Linked DNA regions of Mus musculus: region 2 is linked to region 1. The links are chromatin loops, found by intact Hi-C in ENCODE. Cell type or tissue: left cerebral cortex. All regions are shown on one strand. Each heading gives the region's core, and the rest is flanking DNA. Links, peaks and the distances in the headings are about the cores only.

Evidence for each region. A loop is a pair of places that touch in the nucleus more often than their neighbours do. Peaks named below come from ENCODE experiments on the same cell type or tissue, not always from the same donor. Only the 100,000 strongest peaks of a DNase experiment are listed, where the experiment ranks them.
Region 2: a loop joins it to region 1, with 5 times the contacts of the local background. A loop is called at or near these places in 3 of 42 quality-filtered maps.

The regions. Positions count from the first base shown.
Region 1 is chr5:147,185,821-147,193,769 of GRCm38, forward strand. Gsx1 (GS homeobox 1) reads left to right here and starts at 2,876. Exons shown (of 2, transcript NM_008178.2): 1 at 2,876-3,478; 2 at 3,958-5,127. The coding sequence starts at 3,070. The coding sequence ends at 4,334. In left cerebral cortex, for the core only: no CTCF peak of the experiment used is centred there; DNase peaks (open chromatin) are centred at 2,004, 2,262, 2,826, 4,289 and 2 more places; H3K4me3 peaks cover 608 bases.
Region 2 is chr5:147,718,417-147,726,365 of GRCm38, forward strand. It overlaps Flt1 (FMS-like tyrosine kinase 1), which reads right to left and starts at 7,595. Exons shown (of 30, transcript NM_010228.4): 1 at 7,255-7,595. The coding sequence starts at 7,318. In left cerebral cortex, for the core only: a CTCF peak has its summit at 4,580 (motif pointing right); no DNase peak of the experiment used is centred there; H3K4me3 peaks cover 3,171 bases; H3K27ac peaks cover 1,120 bases.

The DNA of each region.
Region 1 (7,949 bases), core at 1,791-6,790:
AGGGAGGCCGCGGTGTGCACGGGGAAGAAAAGGCCGGGATCGCAGAAACGGTTCCAGTTTGAGCCGTACCTGATGGACACTTGAAAACCGGCTGGGGGCGGGGAAGCGGGCGCTGAGGCCCAGGGGCTGGGGGGGGGGGGGCGACGATGGGGGGGGGGGGGCTGTCGCAGGGCTGTCAGGCTAATCCGGCTGCCTGCTCCCACCCTGCCCCTCCCTAGGGGGCGTTTGTTCCGCGGAGAACAGTTCAGCCGAAGGGAGCTCGGCCTGGAGCTTTAAGTAGAAAAGCAGCTCCGCTGCGGGGAAGACCACAAGAGGAACTGGGGAACGCAGAGGCAGAAGGCAGGGCGACAGGGCCACCGTGCGCCCGGGGAGCGGACCTAGCTGCCCGTACTGCTCCACGAAGCAGAACTTTTTATCAAGTGATTGCCTGGTGCAGCGGTGACCTAGGAACACCGAGCAGGGAGTCCATTACCCATCGCAGAGTTTGGACATAGCCAGGTTGCCAGCGCCTTCTCTTCAGGCCGGGTGAAAACACCCTGGGACAGGTCAGTCCCTGCCCGGGACTCCCCCGTTCCGAGTTACACAACCAACCGTTTCACCATTTCGGCACAAACCCCGGTCCACTGTGGGGCCGCACATTAAAAAGTGTTATTCGCTTTGAAGGTTTTGTCTAATGGTTCTAAACTGAAAGAAAATGTTTTCCTATTACTTAATTCAATCATAGCGAAGAGACTTGGTAAAAAGCCCACGGATTTTGTCCCAAAGTGTGACAGAGTTCTCTTTGTGTTTGCTTATCCTCCGCTGTCACACACTTTAATTCGCCTCTCTTTATCTGGCATTCAAAACTTTCTTCAATGACATTCAATAAGGTCTAGGGGCTGGAGGGAGAGGGGGAAACTGGTTATTCTCCCCCCCCCCCCCCCATATTCTTTCCCAGTAGCTTTGGCCTTGCTTGTATTCAAGGGCTCTTAACCCTTTCCTCGCTTGGGGCGTTCGGCAGCTCCCAGGAGAGCCCTTGCATTGGCACCTCGGCTGACTTGCCAGCTTTGGAGCGCAGCAGCCTCCCCCTTCTACCCTCGGGCAGCGTCCACACCCGTTCCGCCCTAACCCGCCTCAGCCCAGCGGGGAGCCCCTCTCTAGTCTCAGCTCTCCCGCCACCCAGCCCAGCCCAAATTTCCCAGAGAGCAATTAGAACGGGAATTAGGCTGCATTGATGCGTACCGGCTGGTTTGCGGGAGCTTTGGGGCCGAGACCATAGCTTGGGGGCACCGCATGCCAAGCACCAGGGGACCACTGAGCCCTCACTCTTGCTAGATGGCGAGATGGCACGCCCTCCACGCAGGTTAGCTCCCCCTATGGCGACCCTCCCATTGTCGAGGCAGTTGCTCTCACACACACCCTCTCCCATAACAAATCATCTTTGATTTTTTTAACCAGTTGTTTGTGGCGGCTCGGATGTCATGAACACTGCAAACCCATACAGAGGCCTCGGGTTTGGGCGGCCTTGCACTGATTCATCCACCCCCTCCGTAAAGCTCCCCTTTCTTGGTCTCACGATTCCGTTCACGGTTCAGAGCAGGTGACTGTGGCGATTTGTAAAATCGAAAGTAGTAAATTCGAAATCTTTTATGCTAATTTCTCATTGTATGTTAAACGCACAGGGACAGAGACAGCTCTGAATCCCGGGATGATTTTTTTAAAAAACTGAAGCTGTGTACACAGAGCGTGGCATTTGAAGTTGTTTAACCATTGTGTTACCAGAAAGAAAGAAAAAAAAGAGTGCGGCGACGGTAGGAGGAAGCAAAGGGCAACAGAAACTGGGAAAGACAGAAGAGTGCTCTTCCTTTCTCTCCAGCCGTGGGAAGCAACGCTTTCGAGTGCACCGGCGTGTCTAGTGGAGTGTGTGCGAGTGGAGAGTGCGCGCGCAACGTCTGTGAGAGTCTACACCATCCACACTCACCACGTTTGGTGGGGTGGGAAAGCTTCATACCCACGAATTCGGCTCTCACTCCCCTTGCTATGTATCTGTCCGTATTTTCAAAGACTACCCACCCGCGTACTTGTTTTGTTGCTATTTCTTTACATACACGGCCCTGTTGTTGAAGGGAAGAGCTGGTTGGCCAAGGGTCCACCGAACAAAGATGAGGAGTCACAGGCAACACCAAAATTGGGAGCCTTTGATTTTCTGAGAAAACACGGACAGAGATGAGGTTAGTCTCCAATGAGGACTAGGGAGCCTTTCTCTCATCCTCTGAGGCGCACTCAGAAACCTTGTTTTTCTGTCTCCAAATAGTGCGAGAGAAGAGACTCCACAGGTGGGAATGGTGGCCGCCCATTAGGATGCTTCATAGGATGCAGAGCTGAGCTTCGAGAACTAAGCGAAAGCGATACACTTGGTGGAACTGGGGTGGGGGGAACGAGCAAGGAAGAAGTAACAGAAAGAAAGGGACCAGGATCAAGTGGGCAGAGGAGATGGGTGTGCGCCCACGGGGATCTGTGCAAGCGAGGCAGCACGGGTGCGGAAATCAATAAGATAAATGGACCGATCGCCAGCGCAAAGCCAAAGGAAAGTAAGAAATAAAGAGAAAGAAAAGAATATTAAATCGCGGGAGAATGAGAAAATAAACCCGAAAAGGGAAGAGGAGGGGGGCGAGTGCGCCTGTTACGGCGTGGGTGGGGTTGACAAGAATAGAGTACATTATGCAGTTCATTTAGTTAACAAGTGAAATAATGAGGAAGCGTGCAGAGTGAATGCCAAGAGAAAGGGCACAAAAACCCTATTGAGAGGCCCCGGCCGCTCCTGGCGTAGCCCATCACATGGCAATAGTCCTATTTAAGCGGCGCCGCCGGCGTCTTTCAGCACCACTAGCGCTGGCCAGCACCTCGCCCGCTCCGGGAGGTGCCCGCAGCAGCAGCCAAGGTGATTCCAGCCCGGGCTTGAGCCGCGCGTGGAGCCTCCGGGGCCCGGGAAGCTGCGGGTGGCCGCGGCCAGGGGAAGCTACGACAGGATCTGCAGTTCCCTCGGGCTCCAGGGGCGGGCTGGCGGCAGGTGGACCGCGCGCCGGAGCCATGCCGCGCTCCTTCCTGGTGGATTCCCTTGTGCTGCGGGAAGCCAGCGACAAGAAGGCTCCGGAGGGCAGCCCGCCACCGCTCTTCCCCTACGCGGTCCCGCCGCCGCACGCGCTCCACGGCCTCTCGCCGGGCGCCTGCCACGCGCGCAAGGCCGGCTTGCTGTGCGTGTGTCCCCTCTGTGTCACCGCTTCGCAGCTGCACGGGCCCCCCGGGCCGCCGGCACTGCCGCTACTCAAGGCGTCCTTCCCTCCCTTCGGATCGCAGTACTGCCACGCACCCCTGGGCCGCCAGCACTCCGTGTCCCCTGGAGTCGCCCACGGCCCGGCTGCGGCCGCAGCAGCTGCTGCACTCTACCAGACCTCCTACCCGCTGCCGGATCCCAGACAGTTTCACTGCATCTCTGTGGGTAAGCGGGGTCCCCGCGCGAAATTGGGGGGCGGTGGTCCCGGGGTGGGGGGAAGTGAGTGAGCTAGGGATGGGGAAACGGCGCGCTATGGGGGACGGTGAGGATACTCGAGGGGCGCTCACAGTGCTAGACTGGGACCGGACGTAGGAACCGGGGAGAAGCCAGAAAGATCCTGGGGCGAAGGGGAAGGGGTTAAGGCCAGCTTTGAGATGTTCCTTAAAGGGGTGTTAGGGACAACCGATTCCGAGGAGAATTGGAGTCTGTGACTTGGCAAGGAGGCACCCGCCTGTGGAGTGATGAATGGAAGGATGGAAGGGATGTGTGCCTGATTCCAAGGTTGAGGCTAGCCTCAGTTCAGCGGGAAATTAGGCCCAAGGCTCAGAGGTTTGATGATCTCTCTCTCTCTCTCTCTCTCTCTCTCTCTCTCTCTCTCTCTCTCTCTCTTTCCCTCCCTCCCCCCCCCCCCCATCGCCCTCCAGACAGCAGCTCGAACCAGCTGCCCAGCAGCAAGAGGATGCGGACGGCGTTCACCAGCACACAGCTCCTGGAGCTGGAGCGAGAGTTCGCCTCCAACATGTACCTCTCCCGCCTGCGGCGCATCGAGATCGCGACCTATCTGAACCTGTCCGAGAAGCAGGTGAAGATCTGGTTTCAGAACCGCCGGGTGAAGCACAAGAAAGAAGGCAAAGGCAGTAACCACCGCGGCGGAGCTGGGGCGGGGGCCGGCGGGGGCGCACCGCAAGGCTGCAAGTGCTCTTCGCTCTCCTCAGCCAAATGCTCAGAGGACGACGACGAATTGCCCATGTCTCCATCTTCCTCCGGGAAGGATGACAGAGATCTCACAGTCACTCCGTAGGTGCGCCTTTTAGAGGACCATTGGTTTCCCCACCCCCCACCCCGACCCTTCCCGCACTGGTCCCCAGGCACCCGCTGGCCAACCGACGGATTTCGTTGGGCTTTGCGGTGGTGCGCAGCTTTAGGCAGAGCTAAGACCTTAGCAGACACTTGAAGACAGTGCCCCTGTCCCTTGGGCTTCAGGGTGTTTAGGAGGACTCCAAGCGATGAAGGCTGAGTCCTCCTCCTAGGACACAGCCTCTTCTCCCAGGCACGCAGGCCGGAGCACAGCGCCTTGCTGACCGCCAGCGCCTCTTCGCCTGCCAACTCTGGGCTGGTTCAAGCTTCCTCGGTTCCACTATTCTCTCCTTCTCGGTCAATCTGGGCTTTTCACTCCGCGAGTGGCTGTTTGCTTTTCTTTTAACATTTCTTTCTTGCCCCCAACTCGTCTCCCCCCACTGTGGTCCTTTATGCAACACGTCTATGGACTTAACTTTTCCTTCCCTCCTCAGGAAGTCTCTCCCTTCTGTCCGTTTGTCCCTTAAACAGGGATCAGGTCTTGCTGTTCGAAGAAGTCCCCCTAGCAGAGAGAACTGTCTCACATGGTATTGTATTGGGGAAAATGACTCTGTTTCCAATACGCTCTAAACCCCCTTCAAATGAAGCCGCTGTAACCAACCTCTCCCCATTGTCCAGGCCCCGACTCCCTCTGGGGACTGACTGACTGTGTCATTGTATCGTCTCTGTAATGCCAGAAGATATTTATTTATTTATTTATGTACAAAATTTTAAATAAACTTTTTTTTTCTTAGAAATTCCCCTGCCTCTGGGGTCCCCAGGCTTAGGCTGTAGGCCAGGCAGGCACAGGCAAGGGCTGGCACTCTCTGCTTGGGCGCTGCAGAGATCCAAGCTCAGCTCCTCCACTTACAGGTAGCCACTCTCCTCCCCACACCCGCAGCTCTCTTGAAGCTCCGGGATTCTACTCCAACTCCGTGTCCTTCCCAGTATTCCTGTGCAGGGCGGGCAGGCTGGCTGCTCCCTCCGATCTCCAACAAAAGATGCTATGCTTCCCTGGCTAATTCCAAGGGTAGAGACCAGGGATCCAACCTTCTTAGGGTTTGAGCTGCTCTAGCCTTTATGAAGGGTGCGCCCCGGTTTTGCTTTCAGGCAAAAGGTCCCTGAAAGGTGGCGCAAGATTCCAGCTGATTCCGGCTTTCCTCGGGGATCTGTGTGGGCTTTTTATGCATCTGTATTAGATGAGATGCGTGGAGTTCCGCCGAGCCGGTGAGCGCGTACGCGCTTAGACACCCAATAGCAGGTGTTACTACAGTTCGCGGACTCAAAGCTGGGCGAACTGCGGACCCAGGTGCTCTCCATCTGTTTCTTATTGGATACCTAGAACTCTTCTCTTTGTTCCAGAAGCCCACCACCCGTTCTCTAACACGCCCTGAGGAACCACGAACGAACCGGCTGTATTTAGGCAAAGATTCTTTTGAGCGGAAAAGTGTAGCTAGGGTTGCTCAGCATTCGTGATGGTCCCTTGTATTGTCTTCTCATTGAAACCAGGCTCAGTGCGAAGGTCTCTCTCTAGTTCTCCTCTAGAACAGCGTGCGCCCCCCCTCCCCAGAAGCCACTTTTGATTCCCCGGTTTTTGTGCAGGAGATCGAAGGGGGTTGGTTACTTGCCCCTGCGCACCCTTGGCCCCGCTCCCATTCCCATCCATCCGAGCCTCAGCTTCACTCGGACTAGTTTTCTGATCTCCCTGGAGAGGTCATGGTGCCAAACTAAAGGCAGCCAAGGCTTTCAGGACCCTAGAATAGCGACTGCCGATTTGTTGCTGGGACGACTTCAGCGGCTTCCTGGCTAACATGACCACCTCGTTAGATTTGTTGAGTCCTTCAGCTTCATGAAACTCACAAGTGTGTCTTTGGCTAGGATTCAGGGGTGGACTGCAGCAATGACTCTCAGTATGAAGAAGGCTGCAGTGGATTCGAAGGGCTGGTTTAAAACCAGGCCACCACCAAGATTACCTGAATGGGTGACTTTTGCGCAAAGGACAGGCTCCGCGAGAGGCCCCTCCGTGAGAAACACAGTTTCAAACCGTGCTGGGAGCCAAGTTGGGGGTGGGAGGCAAGACTAAGAGAGAAAGGTAGAGGCTGAACCCCTTCCTCTTTCACACCCTATTCCATCGCCACCCTCCCTGGGTCTTGCTCCTTCCCAGTGGCCTGCAGAAAGTGGTGGTGATTTGTGGTGCGCTGAGTCCACAGCAGTTCATTTCTCCCGGGAGCCAAGTTTCTTCTCTGGAGGTTTCTTTCCCAGGGCTTACATTTCCTGCCATTCTTGGTTTTCGGCTTTCTGGTGGATGACCCTGACGCATAGTGGGAAAGAGCGCAGCCTGCTCCTGCCATCTCGGTCTTTCCCTAGGCCAAGTTGAAGCGCAGCGCAGCGCGCAGGGAAGAGCGGAGGCAGCCTTGGCAGCGAACTTCTGGGCTCACCTCACCGTCCTGCCGCCTGGACCACAGGACGATTGTCTGAAAGCACACACAGGCCTCACCTTACAGCCTCCAGCATTAATACAGAAATAGCCTAGGTTTTGTAGGGACATAGACTCCAGGTTGAAGTCAGGGGTCAAAGCCATCCTCCAAAGCATAGTTTCAAACTCCATCCCAGAGAGACACAGTCCAGCCTTCAAAACTCGTGGTTTGAGCTGGAATTTAGAATTTGTAAGACAAATTTTAAAATTAGACCAAACCTGAAGATCAGGATGAAATTTCCTATAAATTATCGTTGAGTTGGGGAAATCCACATACAGGTTGCCAAGTTTATTTTGGCGATGAAGTCCTTTTCCCAGTAGAGTTTGGTGGCTAAGAGTTTAGATGGCTAGAATCCACCGTCCTGGCTTTACAAACTATTTTTACCATTCACTTAAACTGGGTAATTGTGCTCAATTTCTGTGTGACATTAAAGGACAGAATTTACATAGGACACTAAGCACAATGCCCACCAAATTTCAGTGGAAATTAATTGATGTTGTTGTTGCATTGAGATTGTTACCAATAATATCAACGCCTGTAACAGGAGTGTAGCTATTACTGAGTTATTTAGGGGATGCTGAGATGACACACAGTTTTAAACCGAATGAAGAGCTAGAAGAATCTGAGCAGGTAAAGGTTTGGTGGTGAGGCTTGCCCAGCGCTGGGGAGGTGGAAGCCATTCATGATCAGATCAGAGACAGGGCTGACCCCTCTGCTAGGAAGTGGAGAATCACTTCAAACAGGAATCCTCTTCCCATCTTCAAGTGGACGAGCTCCTCCATCTTGCTTTGCTGATGTCTCCATTCATGATTCTCTGAAGACTCTGCCCTATTAAGGATGCTAACGTATATCCATGGCCTCTACCTTTGATTGCCAGTAGTTTATTCTCTCTCTCTCTCTCTCTCTCTCTCTCTCTCTCTCTCTCTCTCCCTCCCTCCCTCTTCCTCTCTCTCTCCATATATATATATATATATATATATATATATATATATATATTACATATTATATATCTATCCACATATCTATGCATCTATACATTTATATCTATATATCACCTGTATATCTAGATATCTCTATCTAGATATCTCTCTATATAGAGGCAG
Region 2 (7,949 bases), core at 1,868-6,867, 530 kb after region 1:
TATGGTAATTGTTAGAGCGTTGCCTCTGTAGACTACATGGGTGGGTCTGTGGCTTGAAAGGAAATCCCATGTAGACCCCACCCATGCAATGGAAGGACAGACCTGCTGACCTGTGCCTGGGAGCAGTGTGAATATCTGTGAACAGACTCTAAAGTGTTGGCCAGAACGGCGCCACAGCAAGGCCAGGCAGAGCACAGACACAAAACACACCAGCCTCCCAGCCAGAGGGAGAACAGGGGGGTCTGGCAGTCACAGAACCAGGCAGTGATACCGCTGCTTTGTAACCAAACATTCTGGAAAATGGTATCGAACACCGCTGGTGTTCATTCCAGCATTTGGAAGCGAATGCCTCGCAGAGCTTCATTTCTTGTTAAAGCTTGGCTAGTTAATGCTGTTCTTACCATTCTCCACCAAATCCATGTTTTCTAAGACATCAGTCATTTGATTAGTTATGGCTTCCTTAGGATGACATCTATCTGCTTTGACTGGAGGGCTGGGTTAAGCCTGAGTCTGTGTAGAGAATAGGAATAGGATGCAGGAGTCCCACTGGCCATCAGACTTAAGGGGGAGCCAGGAAAGGCTTGTGGCTAGCCTGGCCTTTGTGTCTTAACCGCACAGCCAAAGGCCATCACTAGAGTGTAAGGGCAGAGAACCGGACCCTGGTATTGGAGATGACCACAAATCCTTCACTAAATCCATATTTCTCCATTTTGAATGTGGCAATAAAAAGCACCTGGGGATTTTGCAAATGACCAGTTCTTATATACTGTGAGCGAGTGTGTGTGTGTGTTTGTGCGCCTGTGTGTGCGTGTGTGTGTGTATGTGTGCGCCTGTGTGTGCGTGTGTGTGTGTGTGTGTGCGTGCACGTGTGCCTGTGTGTGTGTGTGCGTGCGCCTGTGTGTTCGAGAATGCATGCATACATACACTTAAACTGTTGGCTATTAAGAAGAGTGCTGGAGTGTGTTGTGAGCATGTACAGGGTTGGGGTACAGTAAAGACAGGGACCAACTTGAGCTCAGATCAGAGATACAGATCTATTTTTTTAAAAATTCAGTGATAGAGGCTAGAGAGATGGTTCAGAGGTTAAGAGCACTAGCTGTTCTTCCAGAGGACCCAGGTTCAATTCCCAACACCTACCCAGTGGCTCACAACCCTCTGTAACTCCCATTTCAGGGTCTCTGACACTCTCACACAGACATACACACAGGTAAAACACCAGTGCACATGAAATAAAAGTAAATATCTAAATGTAATAAGCAAAGAAATAAGTTCAGAGATTGTAGTTTTATTTTCAGCTATTGACCGGTTCTTTCCTTACGTTTAAGGTTTTAATCTAAAAACTTGATGTGTGAGGCTGGAGAGATGGCTCAGTGGTCCAGAGCACTGGCTGCTCTTCCACAGGTCCTGAGTTCACCTGCCCCTGGGAGCACCCAGATGGTGGTTCCTGACCATCTGTAATGAGGTCTGATTCCCTTTTCTGGTGCGAGTGAAGACAGAACACTCATATACATTAAGTAAGTAAAAAAGTCTTTTTTAAAAAAATGGTGTGCTTGTGTCTGCATGCTAGCCCTGTGTGGGGATACTTTCAGAAGACTAGAAGAAAGAATTTGACCTTCAGGAGCCGAAAAGGTGCCCAACATGGGTACTGGAACTGAACTCTGGTCTCCGGGGGGAACAACTGCTCTCAGTCATTGTTGACTCAACTGAGTCATCTCTCTAGCCCTTAATTTTCTTTTAATTGTTAACTGAGAAAACCACATGCTTATGGAGTAAGGTGTGATGTCCCACACGCATACAGCTATTGGGAACAATCTCATTAAGTAATCCCAGAGGCCCCGCGGGCAGGCAAGAACACATGAACAAACAGGAATTAAATAAAGCATACCTTACTCTAAGAGGTGTCCTTGAGAGGGCTGTGTGGTGACCCTACTCACTTATCCTCCCCAGCAACATTTCTGAAGAACTTAGAAACAGGCTCTTCCCCAAAGAGGAAGGACACATACAGGCAGCTAACATACAAATGGTGCAGGTGACAGCAACCACAGGAGGCTGCATACTTGGGTCCCAGGACGGTGGCAGTGGCAAGGTGAAGCCCCCACTCTGTCTAGTGCTACCAGGAGGAGCTGCCCTGCTGCCCTGGGTTTCCCTGGTAGGGAGGGGGGAATTGAGAAGGGGGCCAATGATCTCAGAGGTGGCCCAGCCCTAAGAAGGAGGGGCAGAGTTGGCATAAGTGGAACAGAAGGTCGAGGGACCAAATGACAGATTAAACCAGCACAGAGAGTATTAAACCAAGGGCTCACAGAGGAAAATCTTATAAATATGTTCATGGGCTACTAAGCAGCTATACTTTCTAAGTTTGTTTGTTTTTGGATTTTTTGCTTTTTGTCTTTTTGTTGTGTTGTGTTTATAAGACAGGGTCTTTCTGTATAGGTCTGGCTGTCTTGGAACTCACTCTGTAAACCAGGCTGGCCTTGAACTCACAGAGATCAGCCTGCCTCTACCTTCCGAGTGCTGAGAGCAGAGATGTGTACCATGGGGCATGGAGGTTCTGAATGTAATGCCTTCTCCAATGAGCTTTAGTGGAAGAAATCTCATAGTTAAGGTGATGTTGGGAAGGCAGCTCGATGGGAGAGCCTTTGCTGAGCTACTGAAAGGTGCTAGATTTGATCCCCAGCACCACAAAATACTACTACTACTACTACTACTACTACTACTACTACTACTACTATAAAAGTGAGTAGATATCATGGTTCAGGAAAGATGGATGGAAGTGCTCAGTCAATGAATATCTGCATCTCCCTCCCCACTTTGTCCGCGTGGAGGAAATGCACAGATGCGGCAGAAATGTGGACTTCTGATTGACCTTCAGGGGGGATCATCCTGGGTCTGCCACTGGCCAACGCGGGGCCTGAGAAAATATCCCAAAACTGCTCTCTCCACTTTCAAACCTGAGCCCCCATGGAACTCTTACAACAAATGTGTGTGTGTGAGAGCCAAGATCGAGGAGTCTCCCTCCCAAGGAGCCTGGCATGGAAGACAGAGGCAGGAATCAGAAATGGTCTTCAAGCATCCAGGTTTGCAAAGGCAGATGGGAAATGCCCAGAAATTCTTGACATCCCCCCACACACACACACACATCCGGCCAGCAACAATGCAGGAAACCTCGCTCACTATCTTCAGCAGACGGAGTAGAACCATTTCCTTAATGAACACCCACACACACCCCCGACAGTGCTGCATGCTAAGTCTGAGGCTTCTCTCTCCAGTTCCCTCAAATACTCCATTCCTCCCATTTCCTTCCCTTCCTTCGGTCTGGAACAAAGTCCAGCCATTTAATCATCAGGGTGCAGCATCCCAGGAACCGCAGGATTCGGCCTCCACGGCAGTCCTGGAAAGTGTCTGGCAGGGGCCACATCTTTCCTCACGAGCCGCTCTGCTCTGTTAAGCTAAATCCAACACAATACGGTTTTGTTTTGTTTTGTTTTTAAATGCTTTCAGCTGCTCGTGGTATAATATATTTTTACTTAAAATAGAGCCCGCTGTGATCTTCAAATGTCCTCTTCCTCTCTACACACTATCAAGGACATTGAAAAATGGTTCTCAGCCTGCGATGACAGTATAGCACCTAGTGTGTGCCGCCAACCACACAGCACCTAGTGTGTGCTGAGCCAAACCCTGCTCACTAGTTCCCAGCTCCTCGAACTCCCTTTTTATCCCGAGGCTCACCTGCACACACAATCAAAACCCCTGCCTGTCCTGTTACTTTGTATTCTCTTAGCTTTACCGCAAAAGCCAGGGTAGAGATCAGCCACATAGTTTCCCTCCACAGAACCACTTTTCTGAAGGGAAGGGGGGCAAGTGTCACTATAAAGCCTTTTTCTTTTTTGGGGGGGGGGGAGCGGGGTATACATATCACTTCAAGTTCTATATTATACACATTCAAGGATTCAGAAATTGTCCCCATAGTTTCGGAGAGGAAAAAAAAGTAATGACTTGGTTGGTCTTTTAGAAGTCACAAAAAAATAGGTTTAATTATTAAATAAGAGGTTTACTAGCCTTGTTGTAATCTGGAACAGTTTTAGAACATAGCTGTTTAAAAAAAAAAGAAATTAAAAAGATTAATTTTTTAAAGAAAGAAATAAGGGGTGGGAGGTTAAAGAGACAGATGTCCTCAGTATAGGTAATGTGATTTAGCCTCTGTCATAGTTACACATTCTGCTAGGGAAAAAAAAAAAAAAAAAAAGACCCAAGATAGTGATGTAGTGGCTGAGGCATCTGGGACACATCCTCCATCAGACCACCCCTGCACCCCCTGCAATGCAAAAGGAAGCCCACTAAAGACTCAGTTAATTGGTTGGTCTAGTACATTCTACCAGAGAGAAAGATGAGGTGTGACCCCGATGGCAGCAGCAGCCTAGCTCATCAGCTAGGGTGTCAAAGGGCTTAGCACCCATTAACATGCAGAAGAATGGCAGGGAGCCGGGAAACCGGAAGGACCCCATCTGTTTGCTTTGTGGAATTCCTTCACTGAATGTTATAGTTGAAAAGGAGCCTTCGGAAGTCAACCATAGTTTTAGGCCAGGTGGTGGCAGCCCACACTTTTAATCCCAGCACTAAGAAGGCAGAGGCCAATCTGGTCTACAGAGTAAGTTCCAGGACAGCCCGGGGTACACAAAGAAACTCTTGCATAGAGAAAACAAACAAACAGACAAACAAAAAAACAAAATTTCTCCATTTTTAAAAGAAAAATGCCAATTGGGGATCATTTAAAAAGAAACTATATAGCCTATTAAAGACTTTTCAACCAGAAAAAAAAATGCTGCACTAATAATTTTTTTAATAGAAAGCCTAGTTCACAGTTTATCTGCAAGATGATTGATAAGTTGGAAAACAACATGGACCCACAAGGGTCCCAAATAATAACCATTTAAAATATGCAACTTTTGGAAAAGCACAACTGTGTAAGCCTTGGAGAAAAAAATTAGAAATCACTATGTAAAACTATATATTAAAAAATGCATTCTAACCAATTTGGGAATAGGTATTATTATTAATTATTATTTTTGAGAAAGGGATTCCCTGTGTGGTTCAGGCTGACTTTAATTGGCTCCATAGCCAATGTCCACTCTTGGTTAGAACTCACCACCCTTCTGCCTTAGGCCTTGAGTTCTCAGGATACAGACAGGGCACTCACACCTGGCTGCTACTATTTGCATAATTTTTATTTTAACTCAGAGTTACTATTGGGAATACAATACACACACCCCAAGCTCACAATTTAAGTATTTCTAATTAGTTCTACCAAACTCTAAATGTCAGCTGCTTAAAAGTAAGGGAGAACAGGAGAAGGAGAGAGGGAAGGAGGAAATGAGGGGGAAGGGAAAAGAGAGAGAGCGGCGCGTAAGACAGACAGACAGATAGACAGACAGACAGACAGAGCCGGACAGAGACAGAGACAGAGGGGATGAGAGAGATGAGCCAGCGCAAGAGAGCACACTGGTGTGGAGCTAATCAAGGGTGTGGACTTAAACGAGAGTGTGTTGTCTTAAGCCTTGAAGAGGAGACTGAACTTTTATAGAGACACTGGTCTCGATAGCTACAGAGAGGACCGGTAATTATGGTAGTTAGGGCGTTGGTAACTAATAAATATCGAGGCTAGAACACCTGATGGGGCTCAGCGCCTGGCTAGCGGCGCAAAGCGACTTTGTACACTTTCCCTGAACTGCTTCAATCTGCCTCCACTGTTCGAAAACACAGATAAAATTACGCTTAGCCAAAACCAACCACGCTTTAAAATTAAAAAGTAGAGACATGTGTCAAGCAGAAAATCCAATAAAACGCCTGTTCCCCCCACCCTGTAACTTAAGGGTTTGCAGTAATTTTTTAAGCTAGTTTTGTCTTTATATAATAAATCAGTATTTAAACTCTCTAAGCGGTTGCATTTCCGTATAAGCAGCTCTTCGAAAATATTTGTGAAATAGAAAATACAATAACTCGTTTAATATCATTATTTTAGAACCTAACCAGCCACGTCGGATTCTGGCTTTGCCATTTTAGTCCGTTTTAATTATAAACCCCTGTTCATTACTTTGAAACGAAGTACAGTCTTCCCATTTCAAAAGGCTTATTTTTACTGTCTTTTAAAACCTTGCTGCCTTTCTTTCTGGGGCCACTACTATTCTACCTGACTCTTTAGTCTCTATCTTCTTTCCCAACCACGCTGGTTTAAATAAAGACGCTCTGGTATGCGTCTCTGCGCAAAGGGACCTCCCGCCTGCAGACCTGGAGTTAGAGTTCCCGAGGTCCCTCCAGCTTTTTGACCCTTGGATGACGACGGTCTCCACATTAAATGCTCCTAAAATCTGCCGGCCCCTGATCGGTCGCCCCCCCCCCCCCGCCCCGCGCTTTTCATATCCTAGAGAACGCTGATTTAGGAGGTCGCAAACTTCACCTACTACTTAAACCACAGCTTTCAGTCTAAATTGTCAGGTGGTTTTGTTTTTTTGTTTTTTCTTCTAGATTCATAACCTAAAGGTAGGGCTTAAAATTCCAAAACTTGCTGCCGGGTCGCTTTGGGTCACTCACTCACTCCGAGGACCTGGACCGCACACCCGCCCCACACCGCGGAGGCCCCACCCGGGAGACGGCGCTCCGCGAACTGCTGGGAAGAAACCCTGCAGACTGTGCGTTCCCCAGCTTCCTCCGGACGGACCCAAGCGGGTACGGGAGTCAGAGCTGGCCCTTCTCTGGGCTCCATCTGCTCGCCGCGGGCACGGGACCCCTCCCAATTTCGTCCTCCTTTGCTCTGGTGGAGCGAGCTCATCGCTAACGACCCCACCTCTGTCCAGCCCCGGGCAGCCTCTCTGACATCTAGCTTGCTCCAACTAGCCCTTGAGGACTCTGCTGCAGCCTAGGAGCAGGCTCTGGATGCTGAAAGGTCCACCCGTGTGGTGATCTGCACTCCCAGAGTCTAAGGAGTGAGCGCCTACCCGGGAACCCGGTAGGGGACTAGCGGCTCCGGCTACACCCGGCAGGCACTCTGGCTCTGACCCCAGCGTGGAGCTAAGGAGAGTCTAAGCGGTGATGCCAACTTCCAGCGGCGCCCACTTGGGGGGTGGAGGGGAAGACGTGTGTCCCGAGGCGTACCCGCTGCTACAAGTGTCCCCGGCTCCCGCCGGAGCTCGCTTCCCCCGGACCACCCCGTGGCTGCCCATCCCCGCCGAACTCCAACTCATGGTCCCTGGCGCGCCTCACCTGTGAGAAGCAGACACCCGAGCAGCGCGTAAGGCAAGACCGCGGTGTCCCAGCAGCTGACCATGGTGAGCAAGACGCGGCCTGTTGGCCCGGTGCCCGCGCTCTCCGAGGCCGACGGCGCAGCCGCTCGAGCCGGTCCCCTCCTGCTTCTGCTTGGCGCCGCGAGAGCCCTTCTCCGCGCCTGCAGCCGAGGGGGGTGGTGTGGGGGGATCCTCGCCGTCCCGCGTCCGCTAGCCGCTGCGCTTGAGTCCCGGAGCCCGCTCCGAGCAGCAGCCACCACCACTAGCACTACCTCCCGGGAGTGTCCGCCACCGCGCTCCGAGCCTCTCAAGGACCTCGCTGAAGTGCAGCCGAGGGCGGGGGCGATTTATAACCTTTCCCCAGCCCACTTCCTACCCCGGCACCTCCTTCCAGTGACGTCAAGGGGTCCCCCACCCCTCATCCGCCTCCCCACCTACCCTCTTCTTCCTCCCGGAGGGGCGGGGGCCGGCGAGGGCGGGTAGCCCGGGGGCCAGAGCGCGCGTGCGGTGGCGCTAGGCGCGCGGGTCGCCGGACAGGTTCGCAGGTTCAGGGTCCTTGCTCTGTGCTCTGCTGCCCCAGCCCCTCCTGCCCATCGCTCTCAGGAAATCCTTACCCAGCTCCCTCCACCGAGCTTACTCAGCTCTGGTGACCGCCCGAAACTGAGGAGGGGACCG